5 separate regions of the Homo sapiens genome follow, and regions 2, 3, 4 and 5 are each linked to region 1. The links are chromatin contacts, found by Hi-C or POLR2A ChIA-PET in ENCODE. All regions are on one chromosome and are shown on one strand. The core of a region is the stretch at or near the end of the contact, and the rest is flanking DNA. Distances in the headings are between cores, read along the strand shown. Region 1 holds the start of FBXO41 (F-box protein 41). Region 2 holds the start of ZNF638 (zinc finger protein 638). Region 3 holds the start of POLE4 (DNA polymerase epsilon 4, accessory subunit). Region 4 holds the start of HK2 (hexokinase 2). Region 5 holds the start of WDR54 (WD repeat domain 54).

What was found. A loop is a pair of places that touch in the nucleus more often than their neighbours do. ChIA-PET counts read pairs that join two places held with the same protein, here RNA polymerase II (POLR2A). Pooled maps may share reads with other maps.
Region 2: a loop to region 1 is called in a pooled map, with 6 times the contacts of the local background. The contact joins the promoter of ZNF638 here to the promoter of FBXO41 in region 1. A Hi-C loop is called at or near these places in 5 of 50 pooled maps. POLR2A ChIA-PET finds 5 or more read pairs at or near these places in 2 of 52 experiments (AG04450 and GM12878).
Region 3: a loop to region 1 is called in a map of OCI-LY7, with 9 times the contacts of the local background. The contact joins the promoter of POLE4 here to the promoter of FBXO41 in region 1. A Hi-C loop is called at or near these places in 5 of 168 maps with a recorded cell type or tissue (CD4-positive, alpha-beta T cell, CD8-positive, alpha-beta T cell, OCI-LY7 and 1 more) and 10 of 50 pooled maps.
Region 4: a pooled map shows a loop between it and region 1 (7-fold over the local background). The contact joins the promoter of HK2 here to the promoter of FBXO41 in region 1. A Hi-C loop is called at or near these places in 2 of 37 single-sample maps with no recorded cell type and 7 of 50 pooled maps. POLR2A ChIA-PET finds 5 or more read pairs at or near these places in 2 of 52 experiments (GM10248 and activated CD8-positive, alpha-beta memory T cell).
Region 5: a pooled map shows a loop between it and region 1 (6-fold over the local background). The contact joins the promoter of WDR54 here to the promoter of FBXO41 in region 1. A Hi-C loop is called at or near these places in 4 of 50 pooled maps.

Annotation. Positions count from the first base shown.
Region 1 is chr2:73,283,112-73,285,892 of GRCh38, forward strand. It overlaps FBXO41 (F-box protein 41), which reads right to left and starts at 1,367. Exons shown (of 13, transcript NM_001371389.2): 1 at 1,049-1,367. LOC124907840 (a long non-coding RNA gene) reads left to right here and starts at 1,423. Exons shown (of 2, transcript XR_007087013.1): 1 at 1,423-1,471. RefSeq lists silencers at 904-993, 1,014-1,423, 2,154-2,333, 2,344-2,393.
Region 2 is chr2:71,330,461-71,333,241 of GRCh38, forward strand. It overlaps ZNF638 (zinc finger protein 638), which reads left to right and starts at 1,322. Exons shown (of 28, transcript NM_014497.5): 1 at 1,322-1,415. RefSeq lists enhancers at 915-1,602, 1,603-2,288 and a silencer at 1,122-1,331.
Region 3 is chr2:74,957,293-74,960,073 of GRCh38, forward strand. POLE4 (DNA polymerase epsilon 4, accessory subunit) reads left to right here and starts at 1,351. Exons shown (of 4, transcript NM_019896.4): 1 at 1,351-1,600; 2 at 2,049-2,133. The coding sequence starts at 1,388. LOC105374809 (a long non-coding RNA gene) reads right to left here and starts at 1,587. Exons shown (of 5, transcript NR_187884.1): 1 at 1,440-1,587. RefSeq lists enhancers at 937-1,437, 1,438-1,938 and silencers at 1,230-1,489, 1,560-1,799.
Region 4 is chr2:74,832,806-74,835,586 of GRCh38, forward strand. HK2 (hexokinase 2) reads left to right here and starts at 1,322. Exons shown (of 18, transcript NM_000189.5): 1 at 1,322-1,838. The coding sequence starts at 1,776. HK2-DT (HK2 divergent transcript) reads right to left here and starts at 1,182. Exons shown (of 1, transcript NR_185897.1): 1 at 1-1,182. RefSeq lists silencers at 814-883, 1,064-1,293, 2,214-2,463 and enhancers at 2,040-2,781, 2,694-2,763.
Region 5 is chr2:74,420,336-74,423,116 of GRCh38, forward strand. It overlaps WDR54 (WD repeat domain 54), which reads left to right and starts at 1,395. Exons shown (of 10, transcript NM_032118.4): 1 at 1,395-1,481; 2 at 1,818-2,040; 3 at 2,535-2,597. The coding sequence starts at 1,819. C2orf81 (chromosome 2 open reading frame 81) reads right to left here and starts at 1,284. Exons shown (of 3, transcript NM_001316764.3): 1 at 1,208-1,284. The coding sequence starts at 1,225. RefSeq lists a silencer at 1,215-1,494 and an enhancer at 1,895-2,074.

The DNA.
Region 1 (2,781 bases), core at 117-2,616:
CAGGTGGAGGTATCCTAAGGATGGGGGAGGCAGCCGGAGTTGTCCCCATTATACCCCTATTAGGCCCCTGTGGGTGGGGAGTAAAGGAATGTCCACTGCCTCTATAAATCCCTCTGAGTCCCCCAAGAAGGCTGGGGCTCTGGCTCTCCACACCTGTGGCTGTGGCCCCAACATGTATACCTCCCAGAGTAGTCACTCCAGCCTGGCGAAGACCCTCAGGGGTCAATGCATCCAGTCCTCTGCCTTCTAGCAGCCCTGGCACTGCTTTTTCTGTTCTAAGCCCTGCCTTACTCTCCTGCTCCTGCAAACAGGCATACACCTCCCAAGGTCACACACAGGCTCCAGAACCTGGATCCCATACCCAGAAAACCATCTGGGCCCCTCGCTGCAGAGAGACCTAAGGAGAGAGCAGGCCCACACAGTACTCGCTGGCCGACTGTGGGCAGTGCACACAGGCCCCGTGTCACACACACTCACATGCAAGGCAATGCGGAGGGGCGCACACATTCAGAGACACTGTGAGCACTGTCACCAGTACAGGCACTGGATGTGAAGAGACAGACACATGCGTGCACACACATGCACACCTCCAGACTATCACACGTGCACACCGGCACGCACAGACACCCGCACAGGTGCCCAGCCAGGCCTCAACACCAGGCCCCTCCCCCAGCCCCTCAGAAACCGGTAGGGAGGGTTGGGGTTTCAGGGCGCTTCCCCTCCCCCCTCCCTCTGGCCCCTGTTCTCCAAGGTCCAGAGTCCCAGTGGGGTTCTGGAGCCCGCCCCCGCCCCAAAACCTGGCTCAGGGAGCGACAGGCGAGAGGGGGGAGGGGAAGCCTGGTCTCGAAACGTTCTGATTTTAATTTCTTAAATTAACCCCTTCCCTGCCTCTGGTCTGGCCTGCCCAGAATCCCTCCCCGTTGGGCGGCCTCGCGGGCCTCCGGAGGGCTGTGAAGGAGCCGGAAGGGGAAGAAGGGACAGTGGCTGGGGTCCTCCCTCCTTCCCTCTCCGGGAGCAGTCCCGCAGCGTGCCCGCGACTCGCCCTTACCTCCTCCACCCCGCGGCGAGGCCAGGCCCAGCGGCCCAGGGCTGGGGACGCAGAAGAGCCCCCGCGTGCCCGGTCCAGACGCAGGGCCGCCTTGGGGCCTCGGATCTCGTTCCCCTCCGCAGCCTTGGGTGGCCGCCGCGGCTAGCGCCCCCGCCTCCCTCTCGGGGCGGGGGCGGCCGAACCTCCCAGCCAGTCGCAGCGGGAGGGGCGCACGAACCCGGCGGGAGGAAGGATGGAGGAGGAGGAGGAGGAGGAGGGGGAGGAGGGGGCGCGCGGGCCGAGGAAAGCAAGGGAAGGGGGAGGGAGGCAGCACCGAGGTGGGGCGGAGCCGGCCCCTCCTCCGGGGCGGGCTCTCCAGTGAGCTGGGGAGCGGCAGATGCGCCCAGCAGCGGCTGCGCCGGGACCCCACGTTTTCCGCTCAAGGTGGTTTCGATGGGGGAGGGGTCTTCGGCGCCGCCCTAGGGGTGTAGGGATGGCTCGCGCCGCGCTCCTCCCGGGTCCCAGTCTTCCCGGCTCCCGGCACCGCCCAGTGCATTCCCCGCCCTGGGCACCTCCAGCTGTGGCTTCTGTTGCCCACCTTGAATCAGGGCCTCTCCGCCCTAACCCTAGCACTCTGGCTTGGGCCTGCTTCCACGCGGGGGCAAATCCGGGGGTGGGTGGTTCTGTGAATCCGGAAGGGGGCGGGCGCAGGCGCTACTCCTGAGACATGCGCCACGGTCCCTAAGCGGCCTCATGGGCAGCGCGCCTGGGTCGTGCACTCGGCGACCTCGGGTCAGATGCTTGGTCTCCGCGGAGACCGCCTGGGATGATCCCCTCTGGGCATTCCTAGGGAACCCGCGGAACTGCTGCTGGACCCCATCCGGAGACCCAATTCTGCTCTTAAAGAGCCGCCTAGGAACACGTGTACCCATCACAAATCCCATCCCGGACCTAGAGGAGGAGGAAAAGGCCTCCAGGTCCCTGGTTCCCTCCTACCCACTCCCACCATTTGGCTAAGATAGCAGCCAGGCTTCTTGGGACTGGAGCACCTAGACGGCCCCACCTTTGGCCTAAGGCCTACCAAGCTGGTGAGGCAGAAACAATCTGGCTGTCGTACGCTTGGAGGAAGTCCACAGGGCTGCAGTGGGGCTGAGAAACCACACAGGGTTTGGAGGCAACCAAGGCCAGAGCAGAGCTGAGGCTTGGATGAGAAAAGGGGGAAGTGTTATTTCAGCCTGAGGGTGGTGCTTGGGTAGGGCTGTGCACATGTGCCTTGAGGGGGAAGTGTTATTTCAGCCTGAGGGTGGTGCTTGGGTAGGGCTGTGCACATGTGCCTTGAGGGGCAATCTGGTTGCAGGAGAGCAGAAACCCAACTTAGTCCCAGGATTCCAGTAACTCGGGCTCATGGGAATTCTCTTTGACCCCCATCCCATTCCTGTGAAGGCAGAGGCATTGGGACATTCAGTATCAGGAAGGATAATTTGTAAACTTGTCAGTGGCTTTGGGGGAATGGCAAACTTAATAAGGACAGAGGCTGTACAGTGGCCAATCAGGTTGAATTCCCCCTCTCTCGATCTTCTCTTCCTCTCTGTAGCTCCTGAATTTCTTTCCTCCTCGCGGAGGTCTTCTGAGATTGGACAAATGAGAAATCACTTTTCCTAATACCCAAACGATAACAGCTCCTATTAACCAGGCACCAAGCATCATGCTAATAATTTTTATGCATATCATTTGCTCTTCCTAATATTATTATT
Region 2 (2,781 bases), core at 72-2,571, 2.0 Mb before region 1:
AAAACATTTCCTGTTACATGCAAATAATGTGTTTGTATGAATATAAAGAAATGTATGGAAGGAAACTTATCAAATGTTAACATGGGTTATTTGGTGTTTAGGGGGAGCTTGTTGGCTTTTTCTTTGTTGTTTTTGATTTGTTGTCCCTAGCAGGATTTTTGGTTTGAAATGAAAATCCGATAAGATATCTTTTTAAAACGACTTTTCTTTTTAGTCTTTCAAATGCTTGTTTTAATGTGAATAAAAGAAATGCATTTGCTTGAGTGCTAGGTAAAACCGATGTGTGAGACTCAGGGTGGGTGGTGTGATTTGTGTGGTATGCATACGGCAGGGCTTGTAGCTTTACCAGATTTTGAACAATGACTGGGTTTTCATATTGGTGTAGTACAGCCACCTCGAGAAGATAAAACATTGCATAACACAGTTCTTTAACGTCTGTCATCCCAAGGTTTTCCATGGGTAAAATGGAGATTACAAATATCTACCACACAGATAGGGCTTTTTATTGTGAAATGACAAAAGGATTTTCAGAGTGTTAAAGTTTTAGCTGAATAGCTTTGGTTGAATTCTACTTTACAGTTTTGAGTAGCTATGACACACATCATTGCCATAGGGATCAAAAGGTGCAAGGTGACAGGATAAAAGCAGGCAAAATCTTGACCATACAAAGCATTATATTAACGTGCTAGGCGCGAATATAACCTGTTATAATATAATGTTGTTATTATTATTTGAGATGGAGTCTCACTCTGTTGCCCAGGCTGGAGTGCAGTGGTGCAATCTTCCCTCACTGCAACCTCCGCCTCCCGGGTTCAAGCAATTCACCTGCCTCAGCACCCCCTAGTAGCTGGGACTACAGGCGCGCGCCACCGGCTATTTTTTGTGTTTTTAGTAACGGGGTTTCACCCTGTTGGCCGGGCTGGTCTCGAACTCCTGACCTCAGATGATCCACCCACCTCGGTCTCCCAAAGTGCTGGGATTACAGGCGTGAACCACCGCGCCTGGCCATATAATGTTATTATTGAAGGCACAAATGATCAGGGAAGACTTCATGAAGGAGGTGAGACAATATAGGTCTTAAAAGGATGAGCGGTTTGGAGAGGACAGGCACAGAACCAGCAAAAGAGTGAAGACGGCGCTGGAGTTTTTTTTTTTTTTTGCCGCACGCCTTCGCCGCCACCACGCGGGAGCGCCCCTTCCGGGAGCCCGCTCCGCCCGGCTCTTCTCGGGCTTCGGGCGAGCGCGGTGCCAGCGGTACGCAGGCGCCGGGAGCCTACGAGGGCTCGCAGGAGCTGGGAGGCGCGCATGCGTGCAGCTCTTTGGAGGCGGTAGCGTTTTCGGCGTCGAGACTGGAGGCTGAGTGCTAAACTGTGTGGGGCGCGGATGGGATCCAGCTGTTAGTCGGGTAGGCATAGGTAGGACCGCTGCCCTGTGGGGAGTAGGGGGTTGGAAGGCGGAGGCCGGTATCGTGGGGGTCCTGAGCCCTTCCTGTGAGATCCGGGCCGACTATTGTATCTGTGTCGCAGCGGCTCCGCACAAAATGGCGGCGGGCAGACGGCGGGGGCGGGAGGAGGTTGGGGGACCCCCGGGATGGGAAGGGAAGCTGTGCTGTGCTGCCCTGCTCCGTCGTTTATTCACTTCGCTACCCGGGAGGGCCCGTCCGGGTACTCGTGAAGGACCCTGCCTCGAGAAGAGCTGCCTGACGCCGTTGCACTGGGCCGAGGATCGTGAAGAGCCCTTTGGCGAGGCCGAGGCGGCCCCTTCCCCAGCAGCGCCCGGCCTGCCGAGGCTGCGCTGGGCCTGACAGCCGAGGAAGCGGTGGTGAGGGAATGCCGAGCAGGGAGGAAGCGTTCCCGTCGGGCCCGAAGAGGCGGTGGAGTTTGAGCCGAGCCCTCTGACCAGCGACATTGTGCAAGAAGCGTGGAGAGAAGAGCGTGTTTGTGTTTGGGGTTGGGGAGGGGGTGTCGGGATGAAGGAGGGAATGTTAGGATCCAGCGGCTTTTCCGGGCTGGTGTTCTGTGCTGCGTAGTGCAGGTATGAAACCAAAGAAAATATCACCTCTGTGGGAGACTGAGGACTCATAAATGGTTGTGATACCTAACAGTATTTCCAAATTTCTCAGAGGAATTGTGAAAACAGAACGTTAGTGAATTGTTTTTGTGTGATTCTTAGCTTGGGCCCCGTTCTCTTAAAGGAAGGGGGAATGTATATATCACAGACTGGAATCCTTGAGAACGTTTGAAATAGATCTTTTGTTGTTTGAGGTAATTGTTAATGAGGGATACTTCAGTATTACAAAATCATGGATTGAGCTATAGAGTGAAGGCTACCTGAAGCTAATTTTTCTTAATCTTAAAATTTGTCCTTAGGCGAAGTTTGGGGCCAGGACCAGAAATTGTAGTAGTTTAAAGGAGTCCCGATGAAAAACTTGTCACCAGGATCCAGCGATTTATGTTCAAGTACTTTTTCCAACGAGCTCTGGAATTTTGCACAAAAAATTTTCTGCTTTTTCCCCTCATTTGTTGTAAAGGATTATTTTTTCAGGGATGTTGTGCTTGCTGGTTCAGATTTACAATTAAAAATTGATAACCTGGAGAAAAGGATTGACCAAAAAAAGGTGAATTTAAGGAAGTTTTCGGAGAAAAACAAACATGTAAATGACATTCAAATAGCTTTAAATTTTGTTAATGATTAGACATTTGAGACTTAGTGGACTTATGTTGCTGTCTTTTAAAAAAGTTTGACAGCATTTTATATTTTATTTTGTACTCCATATTCTGT
Region 3 (2,781 bases), core at 101-2,600, 1.7 Mb after region 1:
TCCACTCCTACACCAGTCAGAGTTTACTACATAATTTTGGAACTGAGTGATTTCAGATGTGTTTAATTCAGCTTCATCTTGGCTTCACCACATTCTGCCCTGTGTATGCGACTCAGTAACCACTCTGCACCTCAATTTTTTCAAATAAGGTTTGAAAAAGAAGGTTATAATATTTACCTCAATAGGGTATTGTGAAAATTACAGAAGTTATGATTTACATAAATCTAAAACACTTTGAATCATGCACATAGTAAATGTTTAAAGGTGTTCACTATTATTATGATTGACTTAGATTAAACCTATTTTAAATATTAACTGTTCCTCTACGCTATCAGACCTCCAAGTGTGGTGTGGGGATTCATGGGGGTGGGAATTTTCTGGAGACCCTTTTCAGGAGTCCATGAGGCCAAAATTATTTTCTTAATACTACTATGAGGTTGCCTTTTTCATTCACATTCTCTCAAGATGTAGTAGTTTTTTAAGAGCTACCTGAGAAGTGCTAACGTTAGCAACAGAAGCAGCTAGAGAATCCAGTTCTCACATGAAATCAGACATTAGAGACTTTTCTTACTAGATTTAAAAAAAATTACTTGTCATAAAAATGTTGTTTGTTAGCTGGTAACGCATTAGTAATTTTAAATCAATATTTTAAAACTTTAATTCTAATATAGTAAGTATTGATATAACTGACAGAAACAAAAGCTCCCTGGGCTCTTTAACAATCTTTAAGACCGTAAAGGGATCTTGAGGTCAAATTTGAGAACCAAAGCTGTGATGCAACCTCTTTTTGAACAAACGTGGATGCCTCACCACCACAATTTCATCTTTTCTAGCCTCCATGACTTTTTCTTGTTTCCTCTGGCTGGGCTGAATTTCTTCATTTCTGCCTGCCAAAAGCCCTACCCCTCCTTCAAGAGCATCTATAACTGGTTATCCTTGAATTTGGTCCAGATTTCGCTGCCTCCTTGGCACCCTCTTCCACGATGCTGGGCCCTCCAGGGCCGGGCCTCCCTCGGACACGTGCCCTCGTTAGCCTTGGAATATGCACACTCTGTTTTGACGGAGACTCTCTTGCGAGCCTGGTCTAGATTTCTCCCCTCACCAGCCAGGCACAGGCACCAATGGGAGGTGCCTGGGCTCCACAGGCCCGTCGGGGCCAGAGGGTCGCCGGTAGCGTCAACCAAGTGCACGACAGCCCACGGGTGGCTAGGCGCGTGGGAAGAGCCGGAGCCCGACCCCCGCCCACCCGGTTTCCTGGCAGCGCACTGCCGCGTAGGGGCGGAGCCGCGCGCCTACACAGGGTGTGGCCTCCAGCCCGCGCGGGAAAGGGCCTGCGCCGCATGCGCGCGCACAGTCGGCGGCCGCGCGCAGCACGCTCAAGGCCGGGATGGCGGCGGCGGCGGCGGCAGGAAGCGGGACGCCCCGAGAGGAGGAGGGACCTGCTGGGGAGGCAGCGGCCTCGCAGCCCCAGGCCCCAACGAGTGTGCCTGGGGCTCGTCTCTCGAGGTTGCCTCTGGCGCGAGTGAAGGCCTTGGTGAAGGCAGATCCCGACGTGACGCTAGCGGGACAGGAAGCCATCTTCATTCTGGCACGAGCCGCGGTGCGCCTGCAGCGCGAGGGCATGCGGGAGTGGGGGAGGTGGAGTGTGGGGCGGGGCCTCGGGGCCTCCCGCGGGCGGGGCTTAGGGCGGCGTGGCCCGGGTTTTGAGATGTGGGCGTGGACCCGGAAGGCGGAGGAAAGGGGCCGGGGACCTGTGCGAGTTTTGTTAACACTCCTCCCTCTTGTTGAGGACCTGGATAGTGAGTGACTTTAATTTGTATCTCCAGGGCCTCGTACAGAACTTGTAGGAGTCTTTAGTGAATGAGGGAGAATACTGGGAAGAGGGTAGCGGAATGGATCTTCATGAAGTCCAGGACAATCTTAGCTTCCAGAACATTTTCTTGCCCCGAGCCTTTCTTCTCCCTTTCTGCCCCCACCCACAAACCGGAGCCCTCACCTCCTCAGTGTGTTAGAACCCATTACTAAAACTTTGCTTTTTTACTTCACAGGAACTGTTTGTGGAGACCATTGCAAAAGATGCCTACTGTTGCGCTCAGCAGGGAAAAAGGAAAACCCTTCAGAGGAGAGACTTGGGTAGAGTGGCACTGCAGTGTCTGGGGACAGACAAGGGAGGGCTGGGCTGGTTTCCCCTTGTGCAGGTTGAGAAGACGTCACTCTGATCTGAGAGGTGCCACAGCGTCTCTCCCCAGGATGGTTTCTGTTGGCCACAGTGCCAGGAAGCCCTACCTGTAGAGGCTGTCTGCTTGGGGTGGCGGGGCAGTGTGTGAAGGTGTCTGGGGTTGCCGTAGCGGACTGGATCCCTTCATACCTTCTGCCAAATTGCACCAGAAAAAGATATTTCTTTTTCACCTAGCAACTGGGGATTTGATTTCTGACTCTTGTCTGGCTGGGAACCCTCACCTGGGTAAGATTTCGTATACCGTATTCTCATGCGCCCTGCGTCTATTGCCACGTTCTTCTCTGACAACTTTAAGAGCAAAGCGAATAAATAATTTAGGGGTAATTTAGGAGGCCCCCAACCCCCGCGTTGAATGGTATTTGCCTATGCTTTTCTTAACTCTTCTAGGGAGACAGCTAATATATATAAGAGTTGCTGGTAGAGTAGATATGGATCTCAAGGCAGCAAGGGACGCATCTTATAAATGCCCTCATTTGCCCAAAGCCTCATGCCCTTCACTGCAGATTGTGCTGTTTTCTGACTGAGGTCAGCATGGCTGAAGT
Region 4 (2,781 bases), core at 72-2,571, 1.5 Mb after region 1:
CCTTCATCTTCCTTCCCTGAACCTTTTCCAACCTTAGGCTTGCCATTCTCCACCAGTGCTAATGTCATGTCTCTTGAAATCTGTATTGAAGTCAGTATTTCATTCTTGCCAGTTTCCACTGTGTGTTTAAATTTGGAGTCTGGTGTCTAGCATTAGCTGGGGTTGGAGCTTCCACTCCTCTCAGCATTGGTAAGCCTCCTCACCCACCCCATCCCATGTCCAAGATCACCCAGTTACACACTTACCATCTACCCAGTTCATTCACATCATCAGTCCCAGAGCTGCAGAGATGCTCTTTTTCTACCTCCTACTTCTCTGGCTCTTAGAGAGGCAGCATGGGATAATGGGGCAAGCGAATAGGGCCTTAAAGTAGAGGGACAAGGGTTCTCTTCCCTATCTGCCACTTATTAGCTATGTGACCTCGTGTAAGTCTCTTTTCTTTTTGAGACAGGGTCTCCCTCTGTCACCTAGGCTGGAGTACAGTGGTATGATCATAGCTCACTGCAGCCTCGAACTCCTGGGCTCAAGCTATCCTTCCACCTTAGCCTTCTGAGCAGCAGGGACTACAGGCACATGCCACCATGTCCGGCTGATTTATTTATTTTTATTTGGGAAGATGGGGGTCTCACTATGTCGCCCAGGCTGGTCATGAACTCCTGGTCTCAAGCAACCCTCCAACCTTGGACTCCCAAAGTGCTGGGATTACAGGTGTGAGCCCTGGCCTTGCCTCAATTTCCTCATCTGTAAAACGGGGTTAGTGAAACTCACATCCTATCAGTGGTTTTGAGGATGGGCCGACTCTTGTATTGCCTGCTCTAGTACAATCAGCAGCTAAGGCGGCTCACTTTCCGGCCGTGCTACAATAGGTAAGAACTAGGATGCTTTAGACGTGTGACTGGGCAGTGGGAGCCCCTCACATGATCCCGAGATGCCAGACAGTGTCTCTCCGCACAGGGCGTGTGCTGGTCCAGAGGCCCGTTTTTCCAGTCGCCCCACACCCCGGGTCCGCGATCACGCTCCCCCCACCCATAGCCGAGCCTGACGCGGCGGTGGCTCATGCGCCTTTCCGTCCCAGCCTTTAGCCACGGACCACACGTCCCATCTCAGGCGCCCCGCCCCTCCCCCGCCCCCCGCCCCCGGCGCGCCTCCCCAGGCTGCCGGCTCCGGTGTCTGAGCGGCCGCGCCCGCGAGCCGTGAGCGATGATTGGCTGCGCCACGGCGGCGGGCGGTCCGTGGGCGCACACACCCTCCCCGCGCAGCCAATGGGCGTGCGCACGTCACTGATCCGGAGGCCCGCGGGCCGGCAGCCCCTCAATAAGCCACATTGTTGCATGAAACTCCGGCGCAGGAGTCCCGGGCTGCCGCTGGCAACATCGTGTCACCCAGCTAAGAAAATCCGCGGGCCCGAGCCACGCGCCTGTGAATCGGAGAGGTCCCACTGCCCGAGTGGAGCCGGGCTGAGATTCTTCTCAAGTTGAGCCTCAGTGATCCTGTGGCCGAAGTTAGCGCCTTGACGTGGGACAACCGGACACGTCGCCAGGAGAGAACTGAGGCGCCTTCTAGCAGTTGTGACGCCAAAATCACGTCTCCGGAGACCCGCGCCCTCCGCCAGCCGGGCGCACCCTCGCCGGTAGCCTTCTTTGTGCGCCGTCCGGACTCCCAGCTCCCGGCCCGGCAGCCGAGCCCCAGCACAAAGCAGTCGGACCGCGCCGCCCGCCTCCCCTCTCGCGTCTCCGCCTCGGTTTCCCAACTCTGCGCCGTCGGGCCGCGGCAGGATGATTGCCTCGCATCTGCTTGCCTACTTCTTCACGGAGCTCAACCATGACCAAGTGCAGAAGGTAAGTCAGCGCGGGCGGGGCGGCAGGCTGGGCTCTGGCAAAGTGGTCTGGCCTCCATCAGTCTCTTCCTCGACCCTGCGGGGACCCGCTTCCTCCCTACTCCGGGCCTGGGAGCGGAAAAAGTTTGGGCAGCCGGGACACTCCTGGGCGCCAGGAGCCACGTCCGCTAAGCACAGCCGGCGAGTGCGCGCGGGCGGGGAGCCGAGGTCGCGCTCCGCCGGGCGCCCTCCCTCCCTGAGCTCCGGCACGCGCTCACGCTCTCTCCCCCAGTCCCTTTTTCCCTGTTACTGGAGGGGCGGGTCACCCCGCAGGTAGTCAGGGATTGCTGCGCCCACGTGGGAGGGAGCCCCCTTCTGCAGCGCGAGTTCCGGCGAGAGCACGTGGAGAGAATCGTGGCTGCGGGAGGCTGCTCCGCTGCCGCGTGGGGCCGCCGGGGGCCGTCCGCGCTCGCGGACCGCGTGTAGGAGACGAGCGGTTCCCTTCTCCTTCCCCGCGGCCCTGCGGGGGTGGGCTCGAGGAGAAGCTGACCCGGGAAGGAGTAGGAAAGGGGCAGAGGAACTCCGCCCGCCGCGCCCCCTCCCCGGAACTGTGGCGCCCGGAACTGAGGCTCGGCGAGGGGCGTCCCCCATTAACCCCCGCCCCTCCAAATCAGCCTCGGGACCGCCCAGCCTCGTGTCCTCAGGATCTGCCTCTGAGTAAGGGGAGGACTTTGGTTGTTACTTTCTGGTTTGCCCTAAAAGTTACTCGGAGAGGCCAACGCGCCGCGTTCCTGGATTACTTGAGATTCTTGAGATTTATGTCCTTCCGAAAACGAGCTTTTTTTTCCTTAAGCCTCGACCTGTCTGTTCCCACCTGGCTCCGCAGCTCCCTATGGCTGAGCGCTCACCGCGGCCGGGTCATTTACATAAGAAAGAGCCTCAGGCCAAGCCGGGAAGCTCTCATT
Region 5 (2,781 bases), core at 145-2,644, 1.1 Mb after region 1:
AGTTTACAAACAATCTCTTGGGAGCTCCCTCAATTCCCCACAACAGTCTCCCTGAACCTGGTTCCTTCCAAAATGTACTTCCAAATGTGATCTTCCCAAACCTTTGCCTATTGCCCCGCTAAAACCTTGTCTCATATCTGTTTCCTAAAATTCATTATCCCCCCAAATCTGCTGTTTCCTAAGTCTTGCAGAACTCAAAATCCCTGAAGTCTCATTAACCCTATCCACCAGTGAGAACAGCCCTGTAGCAAGCACCAGGAGTGGCCCATAGCCCAGGCCAAGCTTGACTAGAGCAGGGCTGACTGGACTGAGTAAAGAGAGTTGTTTCCTTAGACCTCCCCTCCCAGCCTCGCATCTGACACCCGTGATGGTGACCAGAAGGGACAGAGATATTTTTGCACAAAGGCTCTTCAAATCCGTTTTCTTTCTTCTTCTTCTTTTTTTTTTTTTTTTTTTTTTTTTTTTGAGACAGTCTCTCTCTGTCACCCAGGCTAGAGCGCAGTGGCGCGATCTCGGCTCACTGCAACCTCCGCCTCCCGAGTTCAAGCAATTCTCCTGCCTCTGCCTCCCGAGTAGCTGGGATTACAGGCACCGCGCCACCACATCCAGCTAATTTTTTGTATTTTAGTCGAGACGGGGTCTCGCCATGTTGGCCTGGCTGGTCTTGAACTCCTGAGCTCAGGCAATCCTCCCGCCTCAGCCTCTCAAAGTGCTGGGATTACAGGCATGAGCCATTGAGACCGGCCCCGTTTTCTTTATTTTAAAATTGATTGGCTCTTAAACAATTTGACTTTCAAGTGCAGTCTCTGAATTATTTAATATATTTCTTCCTCTTGAAATTCTCGAAATAGATTTTTTCTGTTATCTTCCCTCTCTAAATGCTCATCCATTTAAATACGCACCACCATGTAAGAGACTTACTACATTCATTAGCTGTTTCAAAATCCACTTCCTGTTCTCGGGCTCTACACCACCCACTGACCCTTTCCCTCATGGCTTGAGTGTAACAAAGCGTTTGAGTGGGCACCGTGCAGGTGTAGGTTTTCTGCCCGAGTACCGACGTGGCTTCCTTGGTCATCTAAACTCCCGCGCGGTGGGCGGGAGCAAGTAGGGGCACTGGGCGGCCCAGAGCCAGCCCACTGTTCCCGACACCGACCTTAACGGCCGACCCTGGCTCTGGCGCATCCCCAGCTGAACTGAAGCTCACCGAGCCTTCGTGCGCCATCGCCAACGCGGTCGCAGCAACGCTGGTGTTTCTGCTGCATCCGGGCCGCGTAAGCCACCTAACAGTCGCCTGGGCAACCACGGGCTCGGGGTCGCTCGCCCCGCCCACAGTTGCCCCGGCAACCGCGCCGCCCGCGGCACGTTCCGGCCGCTCACCCCGCCCAAGGGCCGTGCGTACGTGCGTCGTCTCTATGGTGGCGGCGGATTTGGAGGGACCCTACGAACCAGGAGTCAGGCGAGCCGATCTGGGGCTGCAGGTGTTACCTCTGATCTAGGCCGGGGGCTTCAGGGATCCGAGCCGAGGGAGAAAGCCTTGGGGGCTTCATCACACTTATTTGGCTCGCGGGCTTGGGGCCATCGGGTGGTCCTGTGTCATCCCCATTCCTCCTCTGCGATTCCCCCGTCGCCCCAAAACAGCCCTGGGACTCCCCTGTCTTGCTCCTCGAGACCCTCCCCCATCACCGTCCTCTGGGCACCCCATCCTATGACCCAGTCTCAGGCATCTTCCGAAATGCTCGATGATAGCCGCCCTCGGGCATCTCCGCTGCGTCTGTTTGTAGCGCGCCTGGTGATTCGGCTGCACCCCCACACAGGATGTTCCGCTGGGAGCGCTCCATTCCCCTGCGAGGCTCGGCCGCCGCCCTGTGCAACAACCTCAGTGTGCTGCAGCTGCCGGCTCGCAACCTCACGTATTTTGGCGTGGTTCATGGACCAAGCGCCCAGCTTCTCAGCGCTGCTCCTGAGGGTGTGCCCTTGGCCCAGCGCCAGCTCCACGCTAAGGAGGGTGCTGGAGTGAGTCCCCCACTTATCACTCAGGTGAGGCATGGAGCTGGGAGTGATGTTGCTGAACCCAGTCCTACCCCCAGCCTTTTCTCTCCAAACCTTCAGGAGCAGGCATGTCCTAACCTCAGAATCTCCCCAGGCATGTCCTAACCTCAGAATCTCCCCTCTCCTGCCGGGCGCGGTGGCTCACGCCTGTAATCCCAACACTTTGGGAGGCTGAGACGGGCACTTGAGGCCAGGAGTTCGAGACCAGCCTGGCCAACATGGTGAAACCTCTTCTCTACTAAGAATACAAAAAAAATTAACCGGGTGTGGTGGCGTGCACCTGTAATCCCAGCTACTTGGGTGGCTGAGGCAGGAGAATCGCTTGAACCCAGGAGGCTGAGGTTGCAGTGAGCCGAGATGGCGCCACTGCACTCCAGCCTGGGCCACAGAGCAAGACTCCGTCCCCCAAAAAAAAAAAAAAAACAAACAAACTCATCTTCCCTGCTTTGATTTTCTCCCTACACTGATGCACCTCCCTCCAGGTCCACTGGTGTGTCCTCCCCTTCCGAGTGCTGCTGGTACTCACCTCACATCGAGGAATACAGGTAAGAAGAGGACTCTCCTGCTTGCCCCACCAGAGCCTTCTCAGCTTCCCTGCCAGGCTTCCAGACTTTCCCACTTGCCTCTAAACACTTCCAGACTTTTCACATGCTTGGCCCACTCACTCTTTTTCTATTTCTTATCTTCAATCTTTCCATCTTTTCCAGTTTCCAAGTGCCACCTCCAGTA